Linked DNA regions of Homo sapiens: region 1 is linked to region 2. Evidence: read pairs that join two places in POLR2A ChIA-PET (ENCODE). Cell type or tissue: CD4-positive, alpha-beta T cell. All regions are shown on one strand. Links, peaks and the distances in the headings refer to the core of each region. The heading gives the core; the rest is flanking DNA.

Region 1 (16,270 bases), core at 8,175-10,674, 150 kb before region 2:
ATTAGTTTCACCAGCATTTTATTAGTTTCCCATATTGATTTCTCATAATTTTATCTTTGCCAAACTGATAGGTGAAAGATGATGTTAGTGTGATTTTCATATACATTACTCAATGGGAATATGATTGAGTCATTTGTCATATGTCTATTTATTAAAGAAAGAACTATATTTTTTATTGATATCTCTTACATATTTATTGCCCATGTTTCAATTCTGATGGGAATAATTTTGATATTGATTTGTAAAAGTTCTTTATGGGGCCAAAAATGATAATTTATCTTCTTTTTTTGAATTTTTTATAAAACAACTTCTAATTTCTTTCACTGTTAATTTATTGTGGCTAGTATCTAAGAGAATGTTAAATAAGTAATCACAATGATAGTAGGCTTCCTTAGCTTGTTCTTAACTTTTGTGGCAATATCTCAATGTTTACCATTAAACTAGATGCAGACTTTGAGGTTGAGATGGAAAATTTTCTTATGGGGAAAAAGAACCAATTATTAGACATTTAATTTTACCAAATTACTTTTCAACAGCTAAGGAGGTGATCAGATTATGTTGCTCCATAGCTTTGTAATACATTAAATTGTATAAAAATATTTCCTAGTATTTCCTAATATTGACTTCTTTGCATACTTAGACAAATCTTAATCACACAAGGTGTTGCTTGATTCTATTTGTTAATAGCTAATTCAGGATTTTTGCCTTGATATTCCTAAGTAATCTTATCCATTTCTAAGACAGAGCAATTCTGTCTTCAATTGTGCTAGTTCTAGCTGGACCTGGTTTGAGGGTCTCGTCTCTTTTTGTTAAAGTAAATTAAAATGGAGACCAGACCCGGAGAATACCTGAGCAGACAAAAGCAGTTAGGCCTTACAAATGACCTCAACCTTGCTTGATTTGCAAAGATAAGCAAGTCTTAATTTGAGCTATTTCTTGTAAATGTTTAATATTAAATAAAAGCAGAACTTAAGCTCAACTAATTAGAAGTAGCCAGCAAACAAAACTATGGACTTTACAACAGGGTAGACCAAATAAGGTAACTGTATAACTGTAACCAATCAAATATTTTATTTTCTTCTGTGCCATCCTATAAAACCTCCCTCTTCTATTTTTACCATCACCACCTTTTCCCTATCACTACCTCCTTTCTCAGGCAAACATGACAGTTAACAAAAACAGTAGGATAATGAATGTTATTAAGGAGAACACTAGGATGTTTTAAGAGTGTATAGAGGATCTGCTAAACTAATAGTAGGAGTAGTTGGAAAAGACTTCTTAGAAAAATCAACATTGTTTAAGCTGAAATTGAATAGTGAGTAGAAGTTAGGGAAAGAGATTAGAAGTATTTCCAGGAAGAAGATAAAGCATATTCCAAGGTAAGTGAAGACATGGAACTCTCAGTTAATCAAAGAAAGCCAAGGATGGCTAGATCCTCAAGGTGGGAAGTCACATTGTGTAGAAATGAGGCTGGAGATTTTAGCAGATGATTTTTTACAGAAACTCATAATTAAGTTTGGATCCTGAATGTTTTATTATGGAAAATGGAAAAACACTCCAGGCTTGAATCTAGGTATGTCACAGTCAGATATGTGTAATTGTGGGCTGTGTGAATTATGAATTCAAAACCTTCTCCCTCATCAGGCTTTACATAATCTGAATTTTGGTCGCTTTAATTGTGGTCCTCCTCCACTTGCTCTGCCTCCCACGAACTGCACCCTCTCAGTGCATGGAAACAGAACAAGTGAGTCAAAGAGAGCATAGAGGAACCCTGGCTGTAAACTTTGAGGTGAACCCACTGGGTCACCAGCCCATTCTGTTTCCTTTGCTCATAACCCTGTCAGCCCCTACCCCATTTCCTCTCCAAAAACTCTCCCATAATATCTTTTCATTTTCACTTGCTGTCCTTCCTGAGTTTCATCTCCCTGAGTGTTGAGAGGCATTTGGTTTCTAGGTGTTTTGTGAAGTGTGAAAAATAACTTCAGTGTGTGAAAGGAAACCACAAGACCCAGGGCTGCTATAGCAGCAAGCTCTGTTCTCAGAGAGGGTAGATAACTGTCTTATCCTGTGTGATCTGAAAGGGCTGAAAGTCCCCTCAGTAAAACATGCACCCCATTGGTCTGGAGCTGTCATTCCTCTCTCAGAGGTAAAGGTTTTCCATCAGGACAGTGGCTAGGTAAGGGGAAAATAACTCACAGGGAGATACTGAGAAGGAAGTCAAAGGAGCTGAATACAAATCAAATATTAATAGCTCAAGTGAAGAGTTAACAATTCAAGCCCTTGGCTGGGCACCGTGGCTCACACCTGTAATCCTAGCACTTTGGGATGCTGAGGTGGGTGGATCATGAGATCAGGAGTTTGAGACCAGCCTGGCCAACATGGTGAAACCCCGTCTCTACTGAAAATACAAAAAATTAGCTGGGCATGGTGGTGGGTGCCTGTAATCCCAGCTACTTGGGAGGCTGAGGCAAGAGAATTGCTTGAATCTGGGAGGCAGAGGTTGCAGTGAGCTGAGACCACGCCATTGCACTCCAGCCTGGGTGACAGAGCAAGACTCTGCCTCAAAACAAACAAACAAACAAACAAACAAATCAAGTCCTTAAATGCTGGGGGTCCACTGGAAGGTTTCTTTGACGTGGTCTGTTGCCTGTTATCTTGGCCACATCTTGTAAAAAGATGACCTCTATAGGTTTAACTTGCTACAGATCCCAGGCTTGAATATCATCCATTAAAATAGCAGAGACTGCTCTATTTGCCTTTCTCTAACTTTCCTTCTTCATCCTGCCCTGAAGTTCTCCCACATACATTTTTAACTACTCAGTCCATCAGTGATCACATATACCCAAAATACGTCCTCCATATTCTCACTGGGGTTCTGGAGTTAGACAGAACTGAGTTCCAGTTTCTACTGGGCCACTGACTAGCTAAGTGTCCTTACTCAAACTTGAGCCTAATTTCCTTCATCTTAAGGTGGGAACAATTTAAACTATCCAGTCTGAATTAAATGGAAAAGTGCACGTAAAGGATGAATTCCCAGTGGCTAGCACAGAGGTTTTCAAGCCTTAGCCTGCATCAGAATCACCTAAAGAGTTTATTAAAATACAAATGGCTAGGCAACATCCCTGGAATTTCTGAACTAGTAGGTTTTGAATGGAGCCTGAAAATAGCATTTCTGACAATTCCCATGATGCCACTGGTCTGGGGACCTCACTTTGAGAACCACTGCTCTTGGACATTGCTGTATCATTTGCACTGTTGAAGTTGGGCCACTGCCATGACTAGTGGAATTGGGGCCTGTGCCCAGCTACAAATAAAAGTTGGAGGTTTATTTCTGAGGCATCTCAACTTTCAGGGACATTTAGGCTGTTTCCTGATGGCCCACAGCACCTCTCCATTTTGTTTCTTCTAGGATGATCTTAGATGAGAGGGTCTTATGTTGACTTTTCTCACCTAAAATTTTACATTTCAGATGTGCTTTTAAAAACTCTCTTATGATCTCCATTTCAGCTGATTTAATCATAGGTGAGAGTCCTTTAACAGACAAAGCTTTAGCTCAGTGGTTCTCAAACTTTAGCAGGCATCAGACTCACTTGGGGGTTTTACTGAAACTTAGATTGCTGGACTCCGCCCCCAGAGTTTCTGATTCCATGAGTTAAGGATGGAGCCCATATTTCCTAACAAGTTTCCGGTTCATACTGATGCTGCTGATCCATGGCCCACATTTTGAGAACCACTGGTCTAATACACAGTAAGTCTGAAAAGGAGCTAATACTATAAACTAGCACCCCTGGGGACCATCAGAATGACTGGGCCATTTACATGAACTCCAAGTAAGGTTTAAAATCTCTGATGTATCTGTCATGTGGCAGAGGATGGAGTAAGGGGAAAAAGAAGAAGAAACCAACCTGGCTCCATCTGTACAAATGTCTTCCCATGTTGCTGAGGAAATGAAACCAGCACACATGGAGAAATGGAGTCCAAGAGGCATTGTCTGATTGACAGACAGCAGAGGATCAAAAAATCTCAAGTTGTGGAGGTTGTCATGTAGGAATTTTGCACTAAAGGAAGGGAGGATTTGGAAATGTGGAGAACTTTGGGGACAGACAAATAAACAGGTGGAAGGAAATAGTGTGAATGGCTTTAAGGTAAAAACAAGCATTGCCTGGGTAAGAAAAAGTAAATGGGTACCCCTTATAGAGCAGATACAGCTACCGCTTACTTAATTCTTTCTGGCTCAGCCCTGGGTTTTATATCTTCTTCTCATTTAATGCTTACAGCAACAGTAGGAAGTAGAAATTATCATGTCCATGTCTAAAGAAGTAAAAATAAGGCTCAGGAAGATGAGGAACTCAACCAGTGTTACTCAGAGAATGAAAGTAGAATCAGAGATGGAGTCTGTCTACCCCAAGCGCCTTGCTGCGAGTCTCATAAGGTAGCAGAATAGAAGCAAGGGGGCTGTGAAGAAAGTTTGCAGCCTGATATAAAAGCTGTCAATTTCAGGCCAAGAAGTGTGAACTGTAACCTAGGTGATCATGGCTTCTTGAGCAACACACATGGTAGGTCTGAGCTACATAATCTTGATCTGCTGGGTACAGACTCATTAGAGAAGTGAAGAGAGAAGTCCCTTCTAGCTACAGAAAGTCTCCCTGTTCTTCTCCTTTTCCTGCCTCTCCTTTGCTCCCTAAACCCTGTACTTCACTCTCCCACTGTCAGTTTGTGCCTCTTTCTGTCTCACTGCTCTTCCCTCTTTCCTCTCTCTTTCTTGCATGGTGTCCTGTTAATCCTGATCCCAGCTCCCAGCCCCACTACCTTAGGGAATATCCAACCTCATGGGACACCCATTCCTCAGTCCCACGCTGAACCCAGAATCAGTGGGTCCTGAAGGTCAGAAAGTAGAGCAGAGACACTGGCTTTCCTGAAAAGGCCACTCCAGAGCCTGCCTGTCTGCTCTCAGAGCCCGCTCTGCCTCCATCCAGAGAACGCATGTGCACACACCATGCTGGGGCCCAGCCACCTCCCAGCTTCTCCAACTTTTAGGTCTTATCCTTTCTGAGTTTAGCATCTCTATGGGAAAAAAGGCTTTAGGAGTTCATTCAGTCTGGAGAATAGGCAATGATTTCTGTCTCTGAGTGGTGGAGCACATTTCAGGGCATAGGCAGACTGCCAGGCTAGAGTGATCAGAGATGGTTGCAAAGCCCCTTTGCCTGTAAGCATGACTCATGGCCATGAGACATTCTCATACTGTCATAGAAACTGGAATTTCTACTAAGAGAATTATATTGATATTAACAAAGGGAAGGGTATCAACTCCAAAAGCCCTCGTTGTACTGCATTAAATTACGTAGGGACTTTCTCCGCCCGCCTCCCCCAGCATTGTCTCTGCTGCGGTGCATTGACACATTCATTCTTTCCCTCTCTGAGTGGCATGGTAGCATCCATCAGGACTGTGTTTGCATCACTAGGGCTCCTCGCTAGCATGGAGGCCCTGGTTTTCCACTGGAGCCCATCAGCATGGACTTTGCCATTAGCACCCTAGCACCTGTGCCTCCCACTGACAAGTTCACCACCTCATGGAAAGAGCAGCAGCCTGGGGGTCAGGAGATGAAGGTTGGGGGCATGATGCTTGTTTTATGGTTAAAGTGAGGATTGCGGGAGGTGACTTAAGTTCTCTTCCCACATCAACATCCAAAGTTCTCTGATATTTCTGACCTTACCCAGTGAGCACGAAACTCTACTCACCCATTAGCACAGGCTGGCCAAATGACCCATCAACAGAGACTCAGTTCTCAGAGAGCTGTGGGAACACAGCTGAACTGCACAGGGCTGGTTCTGAGGACCTGTGATCCCTAATGGAGACCATACCTGGTGACCAGACCAGGAGAGTGACAATGCCAACCCTGGGAGGTGAGGAGTAGAGTGCCCTGTCCAGGGAGCTATGTTCGTAAAAGCCCGAAGTTCTGGGGTCTGACCCCTGAGATTCCACACAGTGTTGACTTGCAGAGACTGAGGGGCCAGTATGTCAGCTTTGTCCCCCTCTTGGTGCAAAATAACCAAGGAGGCAGGTTGTGCTGAGAGACATGGGCACTCAGCCCCCCTTTCTTCATGTTCCAATCCCTATCTCACCTTACCACAAACCATACTGTTCCCCTGAAAGCCCCTGGTTTCTGACCTATTCCTCAATATCATGGGGGAGCAAAGCGTGCCCAGGAGGGTCAGGACAGGAAGAAAAGGCCTCAAGAGTCAGGATCGCCTCCATCCCAAGGGCTTTGCACTTAGGTTTGGACAATGTCTCCTCATAGTTTCAGTTCTTCCTTTGCTTTGGCAATGCAGCATTTTTCTTAAACCAGTGTTACCTGCCATTTGTAGAAGTTTGTACCTCTTTATTATACAGTGTAGAGGTTTTTGTTCATGTGCCTCTCAGCATGTCCCCAGGAGGTCTGTGGTCTACAACTGATGTGAGCCCATTTCCCAGAACCTTCTCAAGATATGAAAGCAAGACTGTTTATTGTAAATTTACCTGTGAATGCAGCAACACTACTTCCTGTGGCTGCAACAGCCATTTTCTGTCTCACCTCCTCCATCTGTTATCTCAGCCTTCACATACAGTGTGGTTTCCACACAGGACAGAGTTAGAATTGGGGCCCATGTCCCCTCCCTACACATGGGATGTGCTCTGGATGGCTGGAAGGCCAGACTGGGATGAGGAGGAGTCTCTCCACGGACACCTTGCGGAATTGTGCTCAGGCCCCTCTGTAGACCCTCCCCAGGCTGGTGCTGACCCAAGGGTGACAGGAGAGTTATTCTCTGAGTCTGCAGACCCACACACGGCCTTATTCAGACAGACCCAACAATGACCATTTCTGACTTCCTCAGGAGTAGGCAAGATGACCACTTAGTTGAAGCAGGTGCCTCTGGCCTAACCTGCCATGCAGGAATCTGACAACTGAGTTCTGAAAGCCTAAACTGCTGACAGTTTTAGTTTTAGATTTGCTGCCTATTTGGAAGCAATGATAACCTACATTCTTTTTATTTTATTTCATTTTAAGTTTCAGGATACATGTACAGGACATGCAGGTTTTTCACATAGGTAAATGTGTGCCGTGGTGGTTTGCAGCACCTATCAGCCCATCACTTAGGTATTAAGCCCTGCATGCATTAGCTATTTATCCTGGTGTTCTCTCTCCCACTGCCCAACCAACAGGCCCCAGTGTGTGTTGTTCCCCTCCTTGTGTCCATGTGTTCTCATTGTTCAGCTCCCATTTATAAATGAGAACATGCGGTGTTTGGTTTTCTGTTCCTGTGTTAGTTTGATGATGATAATGGCCTCCAGCTCCATCCATATTCCTGCAAAGGACATGAACTTGTTCCTTGTTATGCCTGCATGGTATTCCATGGTATATATGTGCCACATTTTCTTTATCCAGTCTATTACTGATGGGCATTTGGGTTGGTTCCAAGTCTTTGCTATTGTAAATAGTGCTGCAATAAACATATGTGTGCATGTGTCTTTATGGTAGAATGATTTATATGCCTCTGGGTATGTACCAAGTAATGAGATTTCTGGGTTGAATGGAAGTTCTGCTTTTAGAAAGTATCTGAATTTTGGTTTGTGTGAATTTACAATCTACATGCAATACTAACTAAATCAGATAGCTTTTACAGTTTCACATGTGGACATAGGTTCTCTCCCAGTCTCTTCCATACCCATTAGTTATTGAACTTTCTAAACTGGCATTGAAACAATGTCTCTGGCATACAACAATGTTTTGTTGCACCAGTTTTATAAACTTATGCAGTGCAATATGTGTTATTTTTCTGAAGCAAACCAAAGGTTCTTGCTGCCTTGTTTAGCAGCATTTTATTAAGGATCTTTTATACATTTGTAATAGATAAAAATAAACCAGATTGCAAATCCTTTTTAAAAATCTTAAACCATGTACCAAGTTTTTGATCCAAATTGTGTAGGATAAGTTAAACTTAAATTGCATTCTGTTAACCAATATGAGTGTATTTGTGTAAGCAAAGTTATGTTGAAACAAAGTTTTAACAAGCAAAAAAATATTCCTCTGCACAGACCTATTTACACTGTGAAAAAGATAGGGGTTTTTTCGTGTGTAAAGGATATGTAATAAATTTTATTTACTCAATTTTTCATGTGTTATTCTGCTAGGGAAAATAATTTTTCTGTGTAAAGGGTATGTAACAAAATTCACTTACTTAATAATTTTTTGTGTTTATTCTGCTGGGCTCTGCAAATCACATGTCCACAAGATAGTCATGAATCTCTGACCTCAAGCAAACTCTCAGTCTAATGGAAAGAATGTTTGGGATTAATACAGGACCTGTCCCCAGTGATTCTTTATTGGAGCTCATGAGCCATCATGGGGACCCAGGGACTGGCCCACAAGGAGCTGCAGACCAGCCTAAGAGAAAATAATAAATCCTTAGCTGGGGCACAAGGAACACCTTAATACCATTCATTGCACAAATAAAGGAGAGGAGAAAATGGGCTTCAGGTGTTGACTAGAACAGACTGAATTTAGGTTTTGGGCAAGGTTGCTAACGGTGAGCACAGTTGGTAAATATGTCCCATCAACTGCTCATGTGAGGTATTTGGAGAGAAATCTGCCAGTCAAGTTGCTGAAAGATTACTGGATGTTTGGAAAATAACTGTTTCTTCAGCATGTCTTTGCATTATTCTTTCTATTATTTAATCATTTAAATAATTTTATTGTCCTTTTCACATCCCATTTGATCTTCGTGAAATGATACAGTGCAAAACTGGGCAAATGCTAAACACATGAGCAAAAATGGAGAAATGCCACAGGAAGATCTGAAAACTGAATTCACAGAGGCCTACACACATCCTTAAAATCTTACCATCAGGTGAGGCTGCACTGCACGATTTTCCCATTCGACAGCTCACTACTCAACCCTCCACTCTGTATGTCAAGACTGGCTGGGAGGGATAATGCCTTTGTGAGGTCTCCTTGGGGAGAGGGTGGGAGAGATGGCTGTACTGTCTCTGTTGCCTGGAGATTCAACCCTGACCTGCTCATGTGCATGCACTTTCTCAAGCCCGTTTCTCTAGCCCGTTTCTCTCTCCCTCATACTCATATCACCTCCCATGTCCATGCTTCAGGTGTTAGTAAATAGTTTCATGTGTGCTAAACCACAGGTTTTACAGAGTCTTAATTAATAAAACCCTAAATCCTAAGAGTTTGAAATGTAAGCACTGGAGTAGATTCCTGGAGGAGATACTTCTGAGGGTGAAGAGGGCAGATTAAAACATTTGCTCTCAAAAACCACATGGAAGTTTTTATGTGGTCCCAATCTTGCAGATGACCTACTGTGAGACCAAAAGTCAGAATTACAAACTAGTAAAATGGGAAGGTACATTAGCTCTCCTCACGTCACTCTCCTGCGTGAACTTTAACTTCTGTTTTACTCATGGTTGAAATTGTCAAGCTTTATGGCTAAAGTCATCAAGCTTTCTAAGTTCCCTTTTCAAACACTAGTCTTCTCTTGCTGCCATTACCCACTTTCATCTTTCATCTTTGGATATCTTATTTAGAGTTCCCTTCATGGTGAAAAAATTTCTGAAACAGGTACCCATTTGTCTGTTTTCTGCTTTGCATATCAACTGATAGCAAATTTCTTCAGATCTGTATAACTGCCAAGCAGCTTTTTTCTGAAGCTTTTAGTGAGCTCATTCACTATTTTCTATATAATGTATAATAATATATAATTATTTTACAAACTCCCTTCATATTCTTTGCTACACTCCACTGAACACTCCAAATTGCCAATATTTCCTATAGTCTAGTCCCTGGAATTGATCTATGTTTCTGATAAACTTACAGAGAGTTGGGAATATTATTTCCTGTTGGATCCAGGGCTTCTGTTAAGAAAGCGTGAGTTAAAGGGGCTTTTTTGGTGAAAGGTTTTTTGCGCCATTGGTTCTTATTGATTTTGGCTCAACTAAAAACTCCAGGTTATTTTCCATGGAAATTATCCTATTTAGAATGCCTCCAGTCTATTCTTCTAAGATTTATTGTTGGAAAAACTATCACTTAAGAATTTTCAAAATAATTATCCAGCTGGTTTTAGTGGAAGGGTTTAGCTTGTCAATCTTGTTTTGTGTTATCGGCCTTAGTATACCTCATTGCAAATATTATTTAGAATGGATTTTTTATTAAGAACATACTGGCTTCATAACTAACTGCATGGCTTCAGTGCATCCTGTCATGCTCAGTTTTTGAATATTTTAAAAGCAGATTTTAATATCTATTTAGACGATATCATAGGGATGTTAGAGGACATGCTAAAACAATAGAGATGAGAACTTTGAAGATGATAAAGTGCTTCATAGAGAGAATTCAGAAAAGGATAAAGGTGATGATGACACTGTTGATCATTATTATCGCCACATGTGCAACACGGCAATTTGTGGATTCCAAACCCCAGAGAAGCAATTTCCATTCAAAAAAATTGTAACACACAGTTTTTTTTTTTGTTTTTGTTTTTTTTTTTGAGATGGAGTCTCACTCTGTCGCCCAGGCTGGAGTGCAGTGGCACAATCTCGGCTCACTGCAAGCTCCGCCTCCCGGGTTCACGCCATTCTCCTGCCTCAGCCTCCCTAGTAGCTGGGACTACAGGCGCCCGCCACCATGCCAGGCTAATTTTTTGTATTTCTAGTAGAGATGGGGTTCCACCGTGTTAGCCAGGATGGTCTCGATCTCCTGACCTCGTGATCCACCCGCCTCGGCCTCCCAAAGTGCTGGGATTACAGGCGTGAGCCACTGTGCCTGGCCCACATACAGATATTTTTAGGGAAAAGAGAAGACCCCCTGTTCAGGGATTAGGACATTGTGGAATCCATCCAGGGGCTTTGTCGTGAGAACCCCCACCTGTTAGCCTATAACCAGAAACAGCCCCTGAGATAATTGTCTTGAATATCCCATTCATCTTTCATTGTCTTTTTGTGCTTTTATTCATGATGTTGGTGCCTTGTCTCCCACACCCAAAGGCCCAGAGCTCACAAGCTCTCTTTAGGTATCTTGGTTCCCAAAGGGAAAGGGGATGGAGGCAGAGTTGGTGTCATCTCAGTCACCTGAGGGAGCTTTTCCATAAATGAGGTGGCTCTGGAAGGAGGAGGGAGCCTGGCCCTGAGGGTGTGAGGCTTCAGTCAGAAAACCTGGATGCAGAGGATGTGATGGGAAATGGATGGACACTGGCTGTGACAGAGCTGGCCCAAGTGACCATGTGTCCAGGAATGAGTCTTGGCTAGACCGTGGGGCAGCCCAGGGAGGAGGGTCCATGCTCCAGACCAGCACTTCTTACCTTACACCGCCTGCCTTTGTCAATGAGTATAAACTCACAAAGGAAACTGAGGCCACGGAGTCCGACATAAAAAGGGACCTCCAGAGCATGTTGCTTGCTGCGGCAGTCAGCACAACAGCAGCCTTGCTTTCTCACAGACGGGAAACTGTCGGCCCTTCCCTCACTGCCCTTCCCATTTGATCTCATTTCAACTCAGCTGCGCAGTTCATCATGGTGCCCCTTCCATGCGTACAGTGCTGAGAACACTGTTGAGAAGAGACAAGCTCAGTGTCGTTGGAGGAATAAGACGATGCACAGGTCATAAATAATGCATAAAATAAGGCAGTCTTGCAACTAAGGACCCAAAATAGACAGAATCAAGGGCTGAGGGAGAGTAGTAGGAGGAATCCAGGCAGCGGGATCCATATTGGGGGAGTGGGGAGGGGCGTAGGTAGGCGGTACCCTGGGAATCTCACACTGATGCTCCCTTCTCTCCTCCCCTTTCCTTTACCAAGGAAGCCTGAAGGCCACTCTTCCCTGACCTTTAGCAAGGAAGACTAAACGTAAAAAGCTGCAGTTACCACTCCTAAGAGGTCAAAGTCAGTGACGTTGGTAAATAGACCAATGACCCTACTCCATTCCATGCCTTCCCTAATCTAGTCGCATCCTCTGTTTCCCCAAAATAGTTATGTGGATAAATTACCTTTATTTCTTTTGCTACTTCATAAACTTCTACCTAAAATTTGAAATGAGGTAGAGGAAATTTGTGTTTTATGTGAAATGAGACGAGGATAGTTCATAACGTCTATAATGAATAAGTTTATAGAATTTCAGGCATCAAGGAAATTAATGGCACTATTGTTCCCATAAGAAGAAATACTTTCATGCTGTATCCCAAATTGTATCCATTAAATATTTAATTCCTTTAAATTTTTCCGTAAATATAGTCCTATTGTAAGCAAGACTAATGTTTTCAGAAACATACCAGGGATTGTATATTCATACTCAATAATTAATTTATTTTATAAACTTTTTCTTTTGTCAAGTTGTTACTATCATGCAAATGTGTCCCTTTTAAGCTGAGGCACTCATTCTAACACCCCTGGCTCCTTTCACAGTATGCCTGGTACTCCAGCACTAACATTGCCCTGGGAGTTAGCACCCTAAAAGAGAATCCTAATTATAACACTGTTTTTGAGGCTCAGCCTCTGCCCCTGGGTACGTCAGCACAAAAAGCTGAAATTATTGCTCTTACCTGAGCTCCAATATTGGGAAAAGGGAAAAAGCTTAACATCTATATGGATTCTAAATGTGCGGGTCTCAGGTTCATGCTCATGCCAAAATTTGGAAAGAAACAGGACTACTAACTGATAAGCATTTCTCCATAAAGCATGGGTGTGAAATTCTTCAACTACGGGAAACAATATACTTGCCAGAGGCCATAGCTGAAAGGAGTTAGCCAGCTTGCTTTAGGCAGACAGTAAGGGAAAGGTCCCCAGAGAACCTCCAACCTGCCCCACAAGTGCTTATACCAGATGTTTTGTACATTTGAGGAAACTTGCACAGCGGGCTTGCCTAAACACACCTGCAGTGGAAAATTCCATTCATTAATACACGTGCAGTAAGGGAAATAAATCAATTTGGAGTCACTCAGTCTAAGGGCCCACATGTGCACTGGAAGGATGGGATGGAGCTGCCAGGAATTTGCACCTTAAGCCTGGATATTCAACTGTGAAGGGTGCAATGGCAACCTGCTCTCAGGACCACTCTCTTTGCTGGGAGTTTTCCTTTTGCTTAATAAATTCTACTGCAGCCACTCTCTGGTATCTGTGTGCCTAATTCTTCCTGGATGTGAGACAAGGACCAAGACCTAGCTGAGCTAAGGAGCAAAATCCTGCATCATAGTTATAATCCATTGTAGGGGGCATCAAAAGGACTTAACCCCTATAGCACAAGGAAACAAAAAGGCAGATAGGGAAGCCAAAGCAGCAGTTCAGGGTGCAATCTCAACAAATCCTAGCACTGCTTCCTTTCTACGATTTCCCAATAGAACCTGAATACACATCACAGGAAAAACAGTTAATAAAGGAGCAAAGGGGACAAAAACAAGGATCCTGTGGTGTATGGGATCAAAAATGTATCTCTCTCAAACGGCCCAATGGAGAATTATAAAAATCTTCATGACTTTTTCCATATGGGAAGAGATGCCACTCTGGTCTGGTAAACAGATTCTTCATTGGGCCTAACTTAGCTTCAGTGGTTAAGCAGATCTGACAAACCTGCTCACTGTGTGCATTCAACAACCCAGGAAACAAAATGCCTCCTCTAATAGGACCAGTCCAGAGAAGGAGAACTTACCCAGGGGAAGACTGGCAACTGGACTTTACCCACATGCCAGGTTGTAAAGGATACAAGTTTTTGTTAGTACGAATAGACACTTTTACTAGCTGTGTTGAAGCTTACCCTACCAGAATAGAGAAGGCTAATGAGGTTATAAAGTTTCTCTTGAAGGAAATATTCCCCCAGTTTGGGTTACCCCAAAGCCTCCAAAGTGATCACAGCCTTCTTTTGTCTCCCAAATAACTCAAGGGTTATTTATAACTCCCAAATAACTCTCACATAACTAAGGCTCTTGGAATCAAATACTATTTACATTCAGCATGGAGGCCTTAATCCTCCAAGAAAGTAGAAAAGGCTAATCAAACTCTAAAACGGGCATTAGCTAAGCTACATCAGGAAACAACAGAAACTTGGATCAGCTTACTGCCCATATCCCTCTTAAGAATTTGTAATTCCCCAAGAGCAAAAATTAATATGAGCCCATATGAAATATTATATGGGAGGCCATTTTAAACTAATGATCTAATGATTGATCCAGAAGCAGCCGGTTTAGTAAAATACTTAGTTAACCTGGGACAATTTCAGCAGGCTTTACAAAAAGTTTGGAACTCAAAGGTTCCCTGTACCAGGAACTAACCAGCGCACCAAGGTCAGGCCAGGAGATAAGGTACTTGTTAAAACATGGAACGAAGGGTCACCTGCTCAACAATTACAACCCAAATGGAAAGGACTGTTTTCCGTTGTGTTGGCCACGCCTTCCACAGTCAAAGCACTAGGATCAGATTGTTGGATACATCTTTCCAGGGTTAAGTCTGCAATATCTGAAGCCCTGGACCTGGAACTGGAGGCTCCCTCCAGCCACTATACCTGTGAACCTGTGGAAGACCTGAAGTACCTGTTTAAAAGAAAGCCAAAAGATAAGTAAATACCTACCAATTTTCCCTGGTGTAAAATGTTAATTGATTTTTGCTCCCTCACTTACAGATGCTTGTGCAAGGGTTTCAGTCAGTTTTGGAACAAAATCCAAAATCGAGCCAAAGATACTCAACTGTCACAACTGGATCAAGCTAGCTGCACCTTTTATGACCAAGTACAAGTTTCATTGCAGCCCACGGACACTGACCTAACTACCTAGGGACAAAGAGCCAGGATTCTCAATAGGCAGGGACAATGCCCGTGACCAGCAGGAAGCAGCTACAGAAAGCTGATCTTCAGTGCCTCTGCCTCCCATAAAGATTCAAGGGGATCATGTCTCTCAGCAGGAAATGAGACAGGAGAATAGGGAATTAAGGTAACCAAGGGTTAAGGCATAAGCAAAAAAACAGCAGGTGCCGACAGTTCTAGGCAAGATTAGGCAGCATAAAGGCCACATCCTTGCTCCTGTGATAACAAGACATAAGTTTCCACTTTATTCTCTGATTGGTCACAGGCCAATCCTTCATAAGGTGTAACCAATTGGAGACCTCTAAAGGGCACCCAGGTGGGTGTGGTGGTATGCGGCCTGTAATCCCAGCTACTCAGGAGGCTGAGGCAGGAGCATCACTTGAACTTGGGAGGCAGAAGTTGCAGTGAGCCGAGATTGCACCACTGCACTCCAGCCTTGGCAATAGACAAGACTCAGTCATAAATAAATAAATGGCACCTAGAGGTGTTGCCAAGTTATTTTGGCTATATAAAAACATTGGGGAGCATTGTAACAAGGAGATTCTTGTGCTGGTTGCTGGAGCTCACTCCCACCCTGTAAACTGTCTTCAACAAATCTGTGCTTTCATTACTTCCTTGCTTTGTCTTTCATTGCTTCATTCTTTTGTTACTTTGTGCATTTTGTTCAATTCTTTGTTCAACACTTCAAGAACCTGGACAACTCTATCAGTAACAATAGGATTGAACAAAGTAGTATGTATATTGCAAATAATGTTGCACAAACAAGTTACAAATAAGAATAGAACTTACTGCTTTTTAAAAGCATGTAGATAGAGAGATGCAGAAATCAACATAAGTATGTGGATTTGCATATGTAAATTTGCACGCATGGCTTTCCCAGCTCTGTCTGCTAAGGCGAGCTTAGAAAAAGTGACACCTTCTAGCAATGAGCACATCAAGTGTCCAAATCTTTGTTTATTACCCAATAACCAGAACCAAAAGTCCTTGGAAAAGGGGTAGATTCCAGAGAATGTTTCTCATGTATAGATTTGGCAAAACTCCTAAAGTTTGACAGCCTACTTTCTTGACAAAAGTATAGGGAAGACAGAAACTCTCAGACACTGCTGAAGGGAAAGCAAAAGAGTTCAGCCCTATGGGGGTAAATAAAGAAGGATTTACCCTTTGACACACATTATCAAATTTAAGAATGTGCCCAAAAATACACTGGCAAAAGTATAGAAAGAACTATGCAAAAATCTCCTTGGAAGAGTACTATTTAAAAAAGCAAAGACAAAAACTGATCCAAATTACCATGAATAAGAGACTGGCGGGATGAACTTAGATACATCTATGCAATGAAGTACTTCTTCATTGTAAAAAGTAGTGAAGACTATCTCTATAGAGAGTTGTAAAATCATCTCCAGGATATATTGCTAAGTATTTTATTCAATTATGAGTTGAATAA
Region 2 (16,270 bases), core at 5,069-7,568:
GGCTGCTTGAGCTGTTGCTTTTGCTTTTACTGTGAGTTAAAAGTGTCTGTACCGCCACCAAAACCTCTCAGTCAGGAAGCTCAGGCTGGGTGGAGCCACACACACAAAAATGTTTGTCTTTAAAGAAACAGAAATACGGCTCCATAATCTGGTGATTGCTTCAGTTTTGCCCGGTTGAAACGTTTTGCCCATGGGCCTGCTATAAACACCATTTCCAAAGCTACATTTTTCGCTTCAGGTTATAGTGATGGATGCAAAAGAGCCTTATTAAATGACCCAAATATTGCCTAGAAAACAAGGCACAGGACCTGATTGTCTTCCCAGGGTGGAGTGGGAGGCTGAGGGGTGATTTGGGGAAGAAGAGAGACAGGCATATACCTTGCCATTTCCAAGCGTAGAGCTGGGGGTTCTTAGTGATTGTATAATATGGGTTTTTTATTATAGTCTTTCAGGAAGGCCTCAAGTTACTCATTCAAAAGTTAACAGCACTGAGGCTCAAAGGCAGAGTCTAAATCATTAGGAACCAAGGGAAAAAAAGGAAGGTGACGCCTGGAAAAATAATCTGCCCATGAACACATAGTTTCTCTAGTTGCTTTTCGTATAATTCTTCCAAGTTTGAAAATATGCATGACCTAACAAGTAAAGATGCACCCAAGGAATAGATCCTACATCCCTTCCCCACCTTCCTCTCTACCCCACATCTTCCTACCCCAGTCTCAGGCAGAGACAGATTTTCCAGAATTTACCCAGTGGATGGTTCCAATCTGCTCTGGAGGTTTCTTGAGGTGAGAGGCAGGTTCCCAAAGCTCTCACGGTTGACCAGATATTCCAGTTGGCTACGTAAGAATACTATGTTTAGAGTTCCAAGCCCACAGCCCCTGTCGCGGCCTTGCCACCCTCCAGCGCCCCACGCCAGGAGTGGGCCTAGAGCGCTCGCCTTGCCCCTCTGTGATCCGGGCTCCGGCACCCGCCCAGGTCCGCACCACTGGCAGCCTGTAGGGAGTCGCTGGCCGTCGTCGCCGCTAAGTAGGATATATCTGCATCTTCAAAGGAAGATAAAACAAAAGCCTTCTTTGGAATATTTGGATTTTTGTCACTTTCTGTGAGCTTTAGTTCAAGAACACAAGTTGAATCACTCAAACATGAAAAACAAGTCTGAAACCAGTATCCATCAATACTTGGTCGAAGAGCCAACCCTTTCCTGGTCGCCTCCATCCACTAGAGCCAGTGAAGTAGTATGTTCCGCCAACGTTTCTCACTACGAGCTCCAAGTAGAAATAGGAAGAGGATTTGACAAGTTGACTTCTGTCCATCTAGCACGGCATACTCCTACGGGAACGCTGGTAACTACAAAAATTACAAATCTGGAAAACGGCAATAAAGAACGCCTGAAAGTTTTACAGAAAGCCATGATTCTATCCCACTTTTTCCGGCATCCCAATATTACAACTTATTGGACAGTTTTCACTGTTGGCAGCTGGCTTTGGGTTATTTCTCCATTTATGGCCTATGGTTCAGCAAGACAACTCTTGAGGACCTATTTTCCTGAAGGAATGAGTAAAACTTTAATAAGAAACATTCTCTTTGGAGCAGTGAGAGGATTGAACTATCTCTACCAATATGGCTGTATTCACAGGAGAATTAAAGCCAGCCATATCCTCATTTCTGGTGATGGCCTAGTGACCCTCTCTGGCCTGTCCCATCTGCATAGTTTGGTTAAGCATGGACAGAGGCATAGGGCTGTGTATGATTTCCCACAGTTCAGCACATTAGTGCAGCCATGGCTGAGTCCAGAACTACTGAGACAGGATTTACATGGGTATAATGTGAAGTCAGATATTTACAGTGTTGGGATTACAACATGTGAATTAGCCAGTGGGCAGGTGCCTTTCCAGGACGTGCATAGAACTCAGATGCTGTTAACAGAAACTGAAAGGTCCCCCTTATAGCCCATTGGATATCAGTATTTTCCCTCAATCAGAATCCAAAATGAAAAATTCCCGGTCAGGTGTAGACTCTGGGATTGGAGCAAGTGTGCTTGTCTCCAGTGGAACTCACACAGTAAATAGTGACCGATTACACACACCATCCTCAAAAACCTTCTCTCCTGCCTTCTTTAGCTGGGTACAGCTGTGTTTGCAACAAGATCCGGAGAAAAGGCCATCAGCAAGCAGTTTATTGTCCCATGTTTTCTTCAAACAGATGAAAGAAGAAAGCCAGGATTCGGTACTTTCACTGTTGCCTCCTGCTTATAACAAGCCATCAATATCACTGCCTCCGGTGTTACCTTGGACTGAGCCAGAATGTGGTTTTCCTGATGAAAAAGATTCATATTGGGAATTCTAGCTAGGGCTGGCAAATCATCTTATGTCCTATATACTTGACACTTTCTCCTTGCTGCTTTTTCTTCTGTATTGCTAGGTACAAATACCAGAATTATACTTGAAAATACAGTTGGTGCACTGGAGAATCTATTCAAATCACTCTGTTCAAAGGGGCATCAGTTTGTAGTCCCTTTGGTTCACACAGAGTGCTATGACAACTCCAAGGAAACATCAGAACTACTAACCTAGCTAGTTAGTGTTATTTATTCAGGAAATTTTTCTAAGCTGTGGCTAACTGTCTTGATCTCTCAATATAATTTTTGAGCCAGTTAATTTTTTCAATATTTTGCTGTCCTCTTGGGAATGGTCCTTCAAAGGATAGTGCTTCTAAGTACATCTTCTTCTCCCAGATTGTCTGGCCTTTTTAATGAGCTATTGTTAAACCAACAGGCTAGTTTATCTTGCATCAGACCCTTTTATGGTAGAGGGAAAATGTCTTTACTTTCCCTTTTTCTTCTGTTAATACTTATGGTAACATCTAACTCAGCCTCACTCACATTAAGTGATTCGCTTGAAATGTATTAAAAAAGAATACTGTGTTTAAAAATAAAAATAAAAAAAGAACATTATGTTTTTGATTTTGTGTGTATGTGTATGTGTGTGTGTGCACAAAACTCGGGGCTTTTCTTCTGCCGCCATGATGCTAAATCAATGCAAAGCTTAACTTATTAAGATAGTGCACAAATAATAACAGGAGATGAAAGGTATAGTACTGTCCTAGCTCTTACACAGATTATGTAACCTTGGAGTATCAGCTTCCTATTGCTATCATGACAAATTACCAAAAATGTAGTGGCCTAAAACAACATAAAATTTTCCTCTTACAGTTCTGGAAGTCAGAAGTCCAAAATGAGTGTTATGGGGATAAAATCAGGCTAATTAGCAGGGTACCTTCTAGAGGCTCCACGAGAGAATCTGTTCCTGGCCTCTTCCAGCATCTCTATGCTACTAGTGTTCTTTGGCTTGTGGCCACGTCGCACCAATCTCTCCTGCCATCTTCACATTGTCTTCCTTCTTTGACTTTCTTGTTTCCCCCTTAGAAAGATCTTTGTGTTTACATTTAAACCCACCTAGATAATCCAGGATAATCTCCTCACTGTGAAAGCCTTAATTTAATCACATCTGCAAAGACTGCTCTGCTATATAAAGCAACAGTCACTTGTTCCTCCCAATATCAAGTCTGTATTAGTTTCCGGGGCTGCTGTAACAAATTACCACAAACTGGGTAGCTTAAAACAAGAAAAAATTATCATCTCACAGTTCTTGAGGCCACAAGGTGTCAACAGGGCCACACTCTCTCTGAAGACTCTAGGGGAGGATCCTTCCTTGCCTCTTTCTGGCTTCTAGTGGTTTCTGGCAATCCTTGCTACTCTTTGACTTGTAGATGCATCCTTCCAATCTCTGCCTCCAGAGTTACACGGTTTTCTCCCCTGTGTGCTTATTCAAATTTCACTCATTTTCTAAGGAAAAAAGTCATTGGATTAGAAGAGCTTGCCCCACAGCCTCATCTTAATTTGATTACATCACAAAGACTATTCCCAAATAAGGTCACATTCTCAAGTCCTAGGGGTTAGATCTTGAACATTTCTTTTAGTGGATACAATTCTAAATTGTGATAGAAAATTGGTGGTTAAATAAGAAAGGACAGTGTATGCATTTTGAGAGTGAAACACCCTAGATCTCTTCCTTTGCAGTCCCAGTTGCAATGAATTGGTGAAGCCCATGCGGACAGTCCATGTCATGGTAGTTGGGAAGTTCTTACTGCATAAGGTTTAGCATCCTTATTGCTTAGCCTGGAATTCAGCTATTGTTACAGTGTTTCAATCTTTCTTTCTGGGCCAAATCTTCCTCTATTCCTCTCCTTGAGAGGCAACTTAATGTTTCAGTGCAGCTCTGCTTACCTAAAATTCCAATCACAGTTCCTGTTAATACCTATTTTACATAGCTGAAGGAGACAGAGGTATAAAGGCAGTTTCTGAAATAGCACAGGTGCTCAGCAAATGCTTTTAATGATCCTGTCTTAGTCTGTGTGGACTGCTATAACAAAATACTGTAGAATGAGTAATTTATAAGCAACAGAAATTTGTTTCTCACAGTTCTGGAGGCTGAGAAATCCAAGATCAAAGTATTGACAGGTTTGTTATCTGGTGATGGTGTGTTTCCTGATTCATAGATGGTGCCTTCTTGCTGTGTCCCCACATGGTGGAAGGGGCGGGGAGCCTCTCTCTAACCTGTTATAAGGGCACTAACTCCATTCACGAGGGCTCCACCATGATGACCTAAGTACCTCCCAAAGGCCCTACCTCTTAATACCATCACTTCAGGATTAGGTTTCAATACATGAATTTGGAAGAGGATACACAAACATTCAGACCCCAGCAGATCCCTCCTCAAGTCATTTAATCTTCTCTGTGTCTCATAGTCCCACTACTGAGGCTTTGCTTGTGGTATTTCTCTGTGTTTCCTGTTAAAGTAAAATTAGGAAAAAAAAAAAAAAAGCAAGGTCATGACTTTCATGCAAATTTAAAATACATGCATGTAAAAGATTTTACTTAACTTATTGATTAACGAGAAAACCAGTAAGACATTATAATTAGTTCAAAGGACATTTGAGAATCTTGGGTAATTTGTAGGGGGATAAGATTTCCCTTGTGCCCATTTAATGACTGTTCCTAAGATAGTCATTGTATTAGCCCGTTCTTGCACTCCTATAAAGAAATTCCTGCAACTGGGTAATTTATAAAGAAATGAGGTGTAATTGGCTCACAGTTCCACAGGCTGTGCAGGAAGCATGATGGCTTCTTGGGAGACCTCAGGAAACTTTCAATATGTTGGAAGGAAAAGGGGAAGCATGCACATCTTACAAGGCTGGAGCAGGAGCAAGAGTGGAAGGCGGCAGTGCTACACACTTTTAAACAACCAGATCTCATGAGAACTTACCCACTATCGCAAGAACAGCATCAAGGGATGGTGCCAAACTGTTCCTGAAGGACCACCCCCATGACCCAATCACCTCCTACCAGGCCCCACCTCCAATATTGGGGATTACAATCTGGCATGAGATTTGGGCGGGGACACAGACCTAAACCATATCAGCCATAAAATGTAATTTTGGGGTATACGTTCTGCCAGACAAAAAAATTATTTACTTGTCTATAAGCAAAATTGCAAGTTACCTCTCAACAGAGTTGAGTATCTTAGACAGTAGTCAAGCCTCGCATCACACAGAAAGAATACCCAATAATGCCTTTTGCTTATTTCCACATGTTGGATCATTTTAATGTCATTTTCTACCTTGTGATCATACATAATCTCCAACAATTATTCTTGATCCCTCAATGCCATTATTATGTACAGCTTGGTTATTTACATATATACAGCAAGAGTTTTAATTAGCCAGATAGGCCTTCCTAAGCTTGCTCAGGAAATCCAGAGCCTAACAGCATTAAATAACTACCAATGCCAAAGAATGAACTTCTATTTGGAAATTTTCAAAATGAATCTTGAAAAGTTCTATTATTTGTTTTTCTATCACAAATGTAGAAAACCAAGACAAAGACACTTTTTCCAATAGATTTTTCATGCAGTTCTTATAAATGTAGGTGAATTTTCCTTTTTTGTGAGGTCTCCAAAATTTGCAGAGGTTCCCAGCGTGACAGGTAGTGGACTGACTTACTGCCTGTGAGACGAGGAGCCTAGATGACAGCTACCATGTTAATTTTCTTGGGAGGGTTTTGAAGGGTTTTGGAGGCATTAGCCTCACATAGAATGTTAATCACTATTCCTCAGTAGTGGCCTTATTGTACCTGATTAAGTGAAAACCACTCTCAGACATCACACTCTAGATATGGCCCTAGTGCCGGTGTCCCTGGGTGCCTTCATCACCCATCATCTATCCGACGGTCCAGATAGAAGACAAACTGGGTCAGGCCCAATGTCTGTACCCACATTGATCCCTGCCTGAAGGAAGGTATGTTTTGTAGCAAAGGCTTATGATTTTGCCTTTTTTGAAGACTTAGGAGGGAAGTGTTTTCAGATACACAGGCAGAGGAGGAGCTGCTGAACCATGAATCAACAGCATCTGAGAACTTTCATATCTGCTAATAAGGCACAGTCCTTTCTTGGAATTGGAGGCTGAGGCTGTCTGCAGTGCATAGGTAACATGAGGTAAGTGCTTTCCAAGCCCGCCAACTCTGTCTCTCCCTTTAGGGCCTTCAGTTCTATTTATGTATCTGGACACCTATGATGTGAAATTGTATAATACGTGAGCTTAAGGAGACCAAACCACGATCCTGGGACTGACATCAAGAGTATTACCATTACCATTACTATTGCTGACACCACTGCTACTAGCTGACACTTGCTGATCACTTACTGTATGCTGAGTACCCTTCTCACCCCTTTATAGATACTACAGGCACACCTCAGAGATATTGCAAGTTCAATGCCAGCAACTGCAATAAAGCAAATGTAACTATAAAAAGAGCCACATGAATTTTTTGGTTTCTCAGGGCATATAAAAGTTATGTTTATACTACACCGTAATCTATTACATGTGCAATAGCATTATGTCTAGAAAACAATATATGCGCTTTAATTTAAAAATACTTTATTGCTAAAAGATGCTAACAATCCTCCGAGCCTTCAGTGAGTCATAATCTTTCTGCTGGTGGAGGGTCTTGCCTCAGTATTGATAGCTGCTGATTGATCAAGATGGTGATTGCTGAAGGCTGGGGTGGCTGTAGCAATTTCCTAAACTAAGATAACAATGAGGTTTGTCACATAGAATGACTCTTCCTCTCACAAAATGTTTCTCTGTAGCATGTGTGATGCTGTTTGATCGCATTTTAAGCATAGTAGAACTTGTTTCAAAATTGAAGTCAATCTTCTCAAACCCTGCTGCTGTTTATCAAGTTTATTTAATATTCTAAATCCTTTGTTGTCATTTCATAATGTTCACAGCATCTTCGCCAAAAGTAGTTTTTTTTTTTTTGAGATGAAGAAGGAGATTTTATTTATTTTTTATTTCAATAGGTTTTGGGGGGTTGGGTAGTGTTTGGTTACAGGGATAGGTTCTGTAGTGGTGATTTCTGAGATTTTGGTGCCATCACCTGAGCAGTGTACACTGTGCCCAGTGTGTAGGCTTTTATTCTTCACCTCCCTCCCACCCTTTCCCCAAGTCCCCAAAGTCCATTGTATCATTCTTATGCCTTTTCATTCTCATAGTGTCATTTCCATCTCAAGAAATCAGTTTCTTTTCTCATCCATAAGAAGCAGCTCCTCATCCATTCAAGTTTTATCATGAGATTGCAGCAATTCAGTCACATCTTCAGCCTACATTCTTCTTTTGTTGTTGTTAGAGACAGGGTCTCACTCTGTCACCCAGGCTTGAGTACAGTAGTGTGATCATAGCTCACTGCAGCCTTGAGCTCCTGGGCTCAAGTGATGCTCACACCTCAGCCTCCCAAGCAGCTGGGACTACAGGCACACACCACCATGTCTTACTAATTATTTTTTTTTTTGTTGAGACAGGATCTCACTGTGTTGCCCAGTGTGGTCTCAAACTCCTAGTTTCAAGTGATCCTCCTGCCTTGGCCTCCCAAAGTGCTAGGATTACAGGCATGAACCAACACACCTGGCCTCCACTTCTAATTCTACTTCTCTTGCTACCTCCACCACATCTGTAGTGATTCCCTCCAATGAAGTCTCGAACCCCTCCAAGTCATCTATGAGGGTTGGAATCAACTTCTTCCAAACTGTTGTTAACATTAATATTTTTATCTCCTCTCATGAATCATGAATGTTGTTAATGGTATCTAGAATGGTGAATCCTTCCCAGAAAGTTTTCAATTTACTTTGCCCAGGTTTATCAGAAGAATCACTATTTATGGCAACTATAGCCTTATAAAATATATTTCTTAAATAATAAGGCTCAAAAGTCAAAATTATCCTTGATCCATGAGCTGCAGAAGGGATGTTGTATTAGCAGGCATGAAATCTCCTTGTATATCTCCATAAGAGATCTTGGGTGACCAAATGCTTTGTCAATGAGCAGTAATATTTTGAATCTTTTTTTCTAAACAGAAGTATCAACAGTGGGCTTAAAATATTCAGTAAGCGGTGGGGGGGTCAGCCCCCCGCCCGGCCCGCCGCCCCGTCCGGGAGGGAGGTGGGGGGGTCAGCCCCCCGCCCGGCCAGCCGCCCCGTCCGGGAGGTGAGGGGCACCTCTGCCCGGCCACCCCTACTGGGAAGTGAGGAGCCCTTCTGCCCGGCCACCACCCCGTCTGGGGTGTACCCAACAGCTCATTGAGAACAGGCCATGATAACAATGGCGGTTTTGTGGAATAGAAAAGGGGGAAAGGTGGGGAAAAGATTGAGAAATCGGATGGTTGCTGTGTCTGTGTAGAAAGAGGTAGACATGGGAGACTTTTCATTTTGTTCTGTACTAAGAAAAATTCTTCTGCCTTGGGATCCTGTTGATCTATGACCTTACCCCCAACCCTGTGCTCTCTGAAACATGTGCTGTGTCCACTCAGGGTTAAATGGATTAAGGGCGGTGCCAGATGTGGTTTGTTAAACAGATGCTTGAAGGCAGCAGGCTCCTTAAGAGTCATCACCACTCCCTAATCTCAAGTACCCAGGGACACAAACACTGCGGAAGGCCGCAGGGTCCTCTGCTTAGGAAAACCAGAGACCTTTGTTCACTTGTTTATCTGCTGACCTTCCCTCCACTATTGTCCTATGACCCTGCCAAATCCCCCTCTGCGAGAAACACCCAAGAATGATCAATAAAAAAAGAAAAAAAAAAAAAAAATTCAGTAAGCCGTGCTATAAACAGATATGCTGTCATCAGGCTTTGTTGTTCCATTTATAGAGCACAGGAAGAATAGATTGAACATAATTCTTAAAAGCTCTAAGGTTTTTTGGAATGGTAAGTGAGCATTGACTTCAACTTAAAGTCATCAGCTGCATCAGCCCCTAATGAGAGAGTCAGCCTGCCCTTTGAAGCCTTGGAGCCAGGCATTGACTTCTCCACTCAAGCAATGAAAGTCCTGGATGTATAATCTTCCTACAAAAGTCTGCTTTGTCTCCATTGAAAATCTGTTGTTTATTGTAGCCACCTTCATCAGTGATCTAAATTAGATCCCCTGGATAACTTGCTGCAGCTTCTCCATCAGCACTTGCTGCTTCGCCTTCCACTTTTATGTAATGGGGACAGGTCATTTCCTTAAACCTCATGAACCAACATCTGCTAGCTTCAAACTTATTTCCTGCAGCTTCCTCACCTCTGTCAGACTTTATAAAATTGTGGGGTCCTTGCTCTGAATTAGACTGTGGCTTAAGGGAATGTTGCGGCTGGCTTAATCTTCTATCCAGACCAATAAAACTTTCTTCATATCAGCAGTAAGGCTGTTTAGCTTTCTTATCATTCATATATTCACTGGAGTAGCACTTTTAATTTCCTTCAATTACTTTTCCTTTGCATTCAAACTTGGCTAATTGTTTGGTGCAAGAGGTCTAGCTTTTGGCCTGTCTCAGCTTTTCACATACCTGCCCCACTAAGCTTCATCATTTCTAGCTTTTGGTTGAAGGTGAGAAATGTGCAACTCTGCCTTGCATTTGAACACTTAGAGGCCACTGTAATGTTATTAACTGACTTGATTTCAATATTGTTGTGTCAGGGAATAGGGAAGCCTGAGGCAAGGGTGAGAGACAAGGGAACAGCTGCATGGTGGAGCAGTCAGAACACACAATGATCAACTAGTTCATCATCTTGTAAGGCGCAGATTGTGGCACCCCAAAACAATTACAATAGGGACATCATAGATCACTGATCCCAAATCATCAGGACAGATAATAGTGAAAACGTTTGAAATACTGTGAGAATTGTCAAAAAGTGACACAGACACAAAAAAGTGAACACTTGCTGTTGGGAAAATGGCACCAACAGACTTGTTTGATGCAGGGTTGCCACAAATCTTCAATTTGTAAAAAGCGCATCATCCACAAAGTGCAATGAAATGAGGTACAATAAAGTGAAGTGCACCTGTACATCCTTCCTCATTCCTCATCCCACACATCTGGCCCAGATGGAACATGAAAGTCTCACTGATGAGAGAAGCAGCTGTGGCTTTCTCCGAAGGTCATTTTAGACACTACCTGAGACTGTTCCTCGGGGACTTTTCATTTGCCAGGTCTCTCTGACTCTGCAGGTGCCTTCAACCCACTCCCTTTTACTTTACCCTTTCCAAACTCAGATCCTTTTGCAGAAGTATTTAACTTTTGTCATCAATTTATATACACCAAGACCAAAAAAAGTGTTACCTTTAAAGACAGACATAGGAAATTAAGGTGTGCAAACAGACCTTTGAATCCTATGAGGAGCAGGCAGACAATTGAAACAGGAAGAGCTGAGCAGGTTATAAGGCCACCTCTGCCTAAAAGCATGTCCCAGTCTCACCAGCAGGAGCCAATTGCCTACTCTTACAGAATTCCCAATTTATATCAAAACAACTGTTTTATCACTAAAGAGGAGGGTTTTATCCCTTAAAGTAAAACAAAACAAGCTTTAATGCAATTGAATATACAGGGGCCTTCTCCCTGGGGCACACTGTCAGCACAAGATTACTAACTTTATCTGAGTTGTTTAAGAGTAAACAGTATCTTTCTGTCAGCCCCATGACACCTGTTTTGTTCCATGACCTTCAGTAGTAGATTCTCATGTTAGCATATCAGTACTGGATGTCTCCCATTACTATACAAAATGCAGTGTCAGCGGAAAAGTGTGTGCGTCTGATTCTGCCACTAGTAATATCTACGGCTTTGAAGGGAAAACATAATGTTACTAAGCCCCAGTATCTTTAGGCCTTACCAAATTAGTACAAATTCCCAGACTCTCTCAAATCATGAGCCCTGGCCCACCTACCCACAGTACTTCTCGGATGTTGGTCAGAACGTAGTTACAAACCTATAAGGTGGTATGTTGGTCAGAATATAGTTATAAACCTACAAAGTGGTGCAGAGAACAATAATCCTCAAAGGGAGACCACAAGGGACAGAACAGTCCTGGGACTTCTCTTGAAGAGTCCGACACGAGGGAGCAATATTAGCACAAGCCCTCTTCTCCCAGTGCTATCGAGTCCCTGTGGTCATATGAGTAATGTGCAGACAGTTACAGATACCAGCTTTATTTGTTACTTGGCACAGAACAGCCAAGGAAGCATGAAGCAAGGAAGCAGGTATTTGTCTTCCATAGGTTTCTGCTACTCTCACCACATCCTAGATTCCTTCCATACTTGCCTACACAGTCTTTATAGCCCCACCCCTCTAAAACCCAGGATTTGCTTATACGCTCCTGAATTCTTCACCATTCCATAATACTAATGGTGGAAGCAAAAGATGCTTAGCAGAACAGAAATTGGGAAAATAATTAAGAGGTTGCCATAGCCACCAGATAGCATTCAGTATCTTACCCTCTCTCTAGAATTTATAATTAGGTTTGTGCAATTTCCACTATTATCTTAATTTCCTCATTTTGTTTTCAATTTAACTCCCTTTCTTTTTCTGTTTCCCATAATCACTTACATCCTCAAGAAATGAGCTATAAGTTGATTTATTGTAAATTCACTCATTCATTTAAGAAACAAATGCATCCTGCCTCAGCCACAGCCATTTCCTGCCTTACCTCCTCCCCATTCTGTTTTACCCATCACTTAAAGCTGTGGTCATATCACAGGCTAGAAAGGTTATGCTACAAGGCCCATGTCTCCATCTTTGCATCTGCTAAAGTATTCAGAAGAAATTTGAAAGAGACAGACAGGGCCAAGAAGAAATATCACCATGGAGATTGCTTTCAACTGTGCTCTGTCTCCTCCTTTGGTCCCTCTTCCAGTTGGTGCTGGCCCAGAGATGAGGCAGAAGAGTTTTCCTCTGAGTCTCCAAACCCACACCAGTGCCTTACTCAGAGGTGCAATCATTATCATTTTGGACTCTGATGTGAGCTAAACAAAATAAAAATTGCTGTCAATTGGAACAGGTGCTTATGTGTGTTGCTACTTTTCTAAGTCCTAACAATGAAGTTCTGAAAACTTACATAGCTAATAAACAGTGGAGCAGGCTCAATGTTTTTTAATTGTTTGTTATGAAGAAAGATAATTTGAAAATAGTATTTAAATGACACATTTCTAAGCTGTGAAATATTATAAATGACTATCTGGAAATATAAAGAGGCATCAGCAGTTCTCTTTTTTTATTGTTATATATTCTTATTTTTTAAATATACTTTAAGTTCTAGGGTACATGCCCACAACGTGCAGGTTTGTTACGTATGTATACATGTGCCATGTTGGTATGCTGCACCCAACAACTCGTCATTTACATTATGTATTTCTCCTAAAGCTATCCCTCCCATATCCCCCACTGCACGACAGGCCCCAGTGTGTGATGTTCACCGCCCTGTATCCAAGTGTTCTCATTATTCAATTTCCACCTATGAGTGAGAACATGTGGCATTTGGTTTTCTGTCCTTGAAATAGTTTCCTCAGAATGATGGTTTCCAGCTTCATCCATGTCCCTACAAAGGACATGAACTCATCCTTTTTTATGGCTGCATAGTATTCTGTGGTATATATGTGCCACATTTTCTTAATCCAGTCTATCATTGATGGACACTTGGGTTGGTTCCAAGTATTTACTATTGTGAATAGTGCCACAATAAACATACATGTGCATGTGTCTTTGTAGTAGCATGATTTATAATCCTTTGGGTATATACCCAGTAATGGGATGGCTGGGTCAAATGGTATTTCTTGTTCTAGATCCTTGAGGAATCACCACACTGTCTTCCACAATGGTTGAACAAATTTATACTCCCACCAACAGGGTAAAAGCATTCCTATTTCTCCACATCCTCTCCAACACCTGTTGTTTCCTCATATTTTAATGATCACCATTCTAAATGGTGTGAGATGGTATCTCATTGTGGTTTTGATTTTCATTTCTCTGATGACCGGTGATGATGAGCATTGTTTTCATGTGTCTGTTGGCTGCATAGATGTCTTCTTTTGAGAAGTGTCTGTTCATATCTTTGCCCACTTTTGTATGGGGCTGTTTGATTTTTTTCTTGTAAGTTTGTTTCAGTTCTTTGTAGATTCTGGATATTAGCCCTTTGTCAGATGGGTAGATTGCAAAAATTTTCTCCCATTCTATAGGTTGCCTGTTCACTCTGATGGTAGTTTCTTTTGCTGTGCAGAAGTTCTTTAGTTTAATTAGATCCCATTTGTCAATTTTGGCTTTTGTTGCCATTGTTTTTGGTGTTTTAGTCATGAAGTCCTTGCCCATGCCTATGTCCTGAATGGTATTGCCTAGGTTTTCTTCTAGGGTTTTTATGGTTTTAGATCTAACATTTAAGTCTTTAATCCATTTTGAATTAATTTTTGTATAAGGTATAAGGAAGGGATCCAGTTTCAGCTTTCTACATATGTCTTGCCAGTTTTCCCAGCACCATTTATTAAATAGGGAATCCTTTCCCCATTTCTTCTTTTTGCCAGGTTTGTCAAAGATCAGATAGTTGTAGATGTGTGGTGTTATTTCCGAGGGCTCTGTTCTGTTCCATTGGTCTATAACTCTGTTTTGGTACCACTACCATGCTGTTTCAGTTACTGAAGCTTTGTAGTATAGTTTGAAGTCAGGTAGCGTGATGTCTCCAGCTTTGTTCTTTTGGCTTAGGATTGTCTTGGCAAGGCAGGCTCTTTGTTGGTTCCATATGGACTTTAAAATAGTTTTTTTCAATTCTGTGAAGAAAGTCATTGCTAGCTTGATGGGGATGGCATTGAATCTATAAATTACCTTGGGCAGTATGGCCATTTTCACGATATGAATTCTTCCTACACATAAGCATGGAATGTTCTTCCATTTGTTTGTGTCTTCTTTTATTTCATTGAGCAGTGGTTTGTAGTTCTCCTTGAAGGGGTGCTTCACATCCATTGTAAGTTGGATTCCCAGGTATTTTATTCTCTTTGAAGCAATTGTGAATGGGAGTTCACTCATGATTTGGCTTTCTGTCTGTTATTGGGGTATAGGAATGCTTGCGATTTTTGCACATTGATTTTGTATCCTGAGACTTCACTGAAGTTGCTTATCAGCTTGAGGAGATTTTGGGCTGAGACGATGGGGTTTTCTAAGTATACAATCATGTCATCTGCAAACAGGGACACTTTGACTTCCTCTTCTCCTAACTGAATACCCTTTATTTCTTTCTCTTGCCTCACTGCCCTGGCCAGAACTTCCAACACTATGTTGAATAGGAGTGGTGAGAGAGGGCATCCCTGTCTTGTGCTGATTTTCAAAGGGAATGCTTCCAGTTTTTGCCCATTCAGTATGATATTGGCTGTGAGTTTGATATAAATAGCTCTTATTATTTTGAGATATGTTCCATCAATACCTAGTTTATTGAGAGCTTTTAGCATGAAGGCTGTTGAATTTTGTCAAAGTCCTTTTCTGCATCTATTGAGATAATCGTGGTTTTTTTACCTTGGTTCTGTTTATGTGATGGATTACATGTATTGATTTGCGTATGTTGAACCAGCCTTGCATCCCAGGGATGAAGCAGACTTGATCTTGGTGGATAAGCTTTTTCATGTGCTGCTGGATTCATTTTGCCAGTATTTTATTGAGGATTTTTGCCTCGACGTTCATCAGGGATATTGGTCTAAAATTTTCTTTTTTTGTTGTGTTTCTGCCAGGCTTTGGTATCAGGATGATGCTGGCCTCATAAAATGAGTTAGGGAGGATTTCCTCCATTTCTATTGATTGGAATAGTTTCAGAAGGAATGGTACCAGCTCCTCTTTCTACCTCTGGTAGAATTTGGCTGGGAATCCATCTGGTCCTGGACATTTTTTGGTTGGTAGGCTCTTAATTATTTCCTCAATTTCAGAGCCTATTATTGGCCTATTCAGAGATTCAACTTCTTCCTGGTTTAGTCTTGGGAGGGTGTATGTGTCGAGGAATTTATCCATTTCTTCCAGATTTTCTAGTTTTGCATAGAGGTGTTTATAGTATTCTCTGATGGTAGTTTGTATTTCTGAGGGATGGGTGGTGATATCCCTTTTATCATTTTTTATTGCATCTATTTGATTCTTCTCTCTTTTCTTCTTTATTAGTCTTGCTAGTGGTCTATCAATTTTGTTGATCTTTTCAAAAAACGAGCTCCTGCATTCATTGATTTTTTGAAGGTTTTTTGTGTCTCTGTCTCCTTCATTTCTGCTCCGATCTTAGTTATTTCTTGCCTTCTGCTAGCTTTTGAATGTGTTTGCTCTTGCTTCTCTAGTTCTTTCAATTGTGATGTTAGGGTGTCAATTTTAGGTGTTTCCTGCTTTCTCTTGTGGGCATTTAGTGCTATGAATTTCCCTCTACACACTGCTTTAAACGTGTCCCAGAGATTCTGGTACGTTGTGTCTTTGTTCTCATTGGTTTCAAAGAACATCTTTATTTCTGCCTTCATTTCGTTATGTACCCAGCAGTTATTAAGGAGCAGGTTGTTCAGTTTCCATGTAGTTGTGTGGTTTTGAGTGAGCTTCTTAATCCTGAGTTCTAATTTGATTGCACTGTGGTCTGAGAGACAGTTTGTTATAATTTCTGTTCTTTTACATTTGCTGATGAGTGCTTTACTTCCAACTACGTGGTCAATTTTGGAATAAGTGTGATGTGGTGCTGAGAAGAATGTATATTCTGTTGATTTGGGTTGGAGAGTTCTGTAGATGTCTATTAGGTCTGCTTGGTGCAGAGCTGAGTTCAAGTCCTGGATATTCTTCTTAACTTTCTGTCTCATTGATCTGTCTAATATTGACAGTGGGATGTTAAAGTCTCCCATTATTATTGTGTGGGA

The links. ChIA-PET counts read pairs that join two places held together with the same protein. Peaks named below come from ENCODE experiments on the same cell type or tissue, not always from the same donor. Only the 100,000 strongest peaks of a DNase experiment are listed, where the experiment ranks them.
Region 1: POLR2A ChIA-PET joins it to region 2 with 5 read pairs; 6 of 35 experiments call an interaction of 5 or more read pairs at or near these places.

Annotation. Positions count from the first base shown.
Region 1 is chr7:150,654,311-150,670,580 of GRCh38, reverse strand. LOC124901774 (a long non-coding RNA gene) reads left to right here. Exons shown (of 4, transcript XR_007060589.1): 3 at 8,775-8,886. Among named protein-coding and RNA genes, the nearest start is that of GIMAP2, 23 kb to the left of the region's middle. RefSeq lists enhancers at 6,277-6,496, 9,169-9,218. In CD4-positive, alpha-beta T cell, for the core only: no CTCF peak of the experiment used is centred there; no DNase peak of the experiment used is centred there; H3K27ac peaks cover 295 bases.
Region 2 is chr7:150,498,635-150,514,904 of GRCh38, reverse strand. GIMAP7 (GTPase, IMAP family member 7) reads right to left here and starts at 33. Exons shown (of 2, transcript NM_153236.4): 1 at 1-33. It also overlaps the pseudogene STRADBP1. RefSeq lists enhancers at 1-141, 152-311. In CD4-positive, alpha-beta T cell, for the core only: no CTCF peak of the experiment used is centred there; a DNase peak (open chromatin) is centred at 6,494; H3K4me3 peaks cover 1,421 bases; H3K27ac peaks cover 1,408 bases.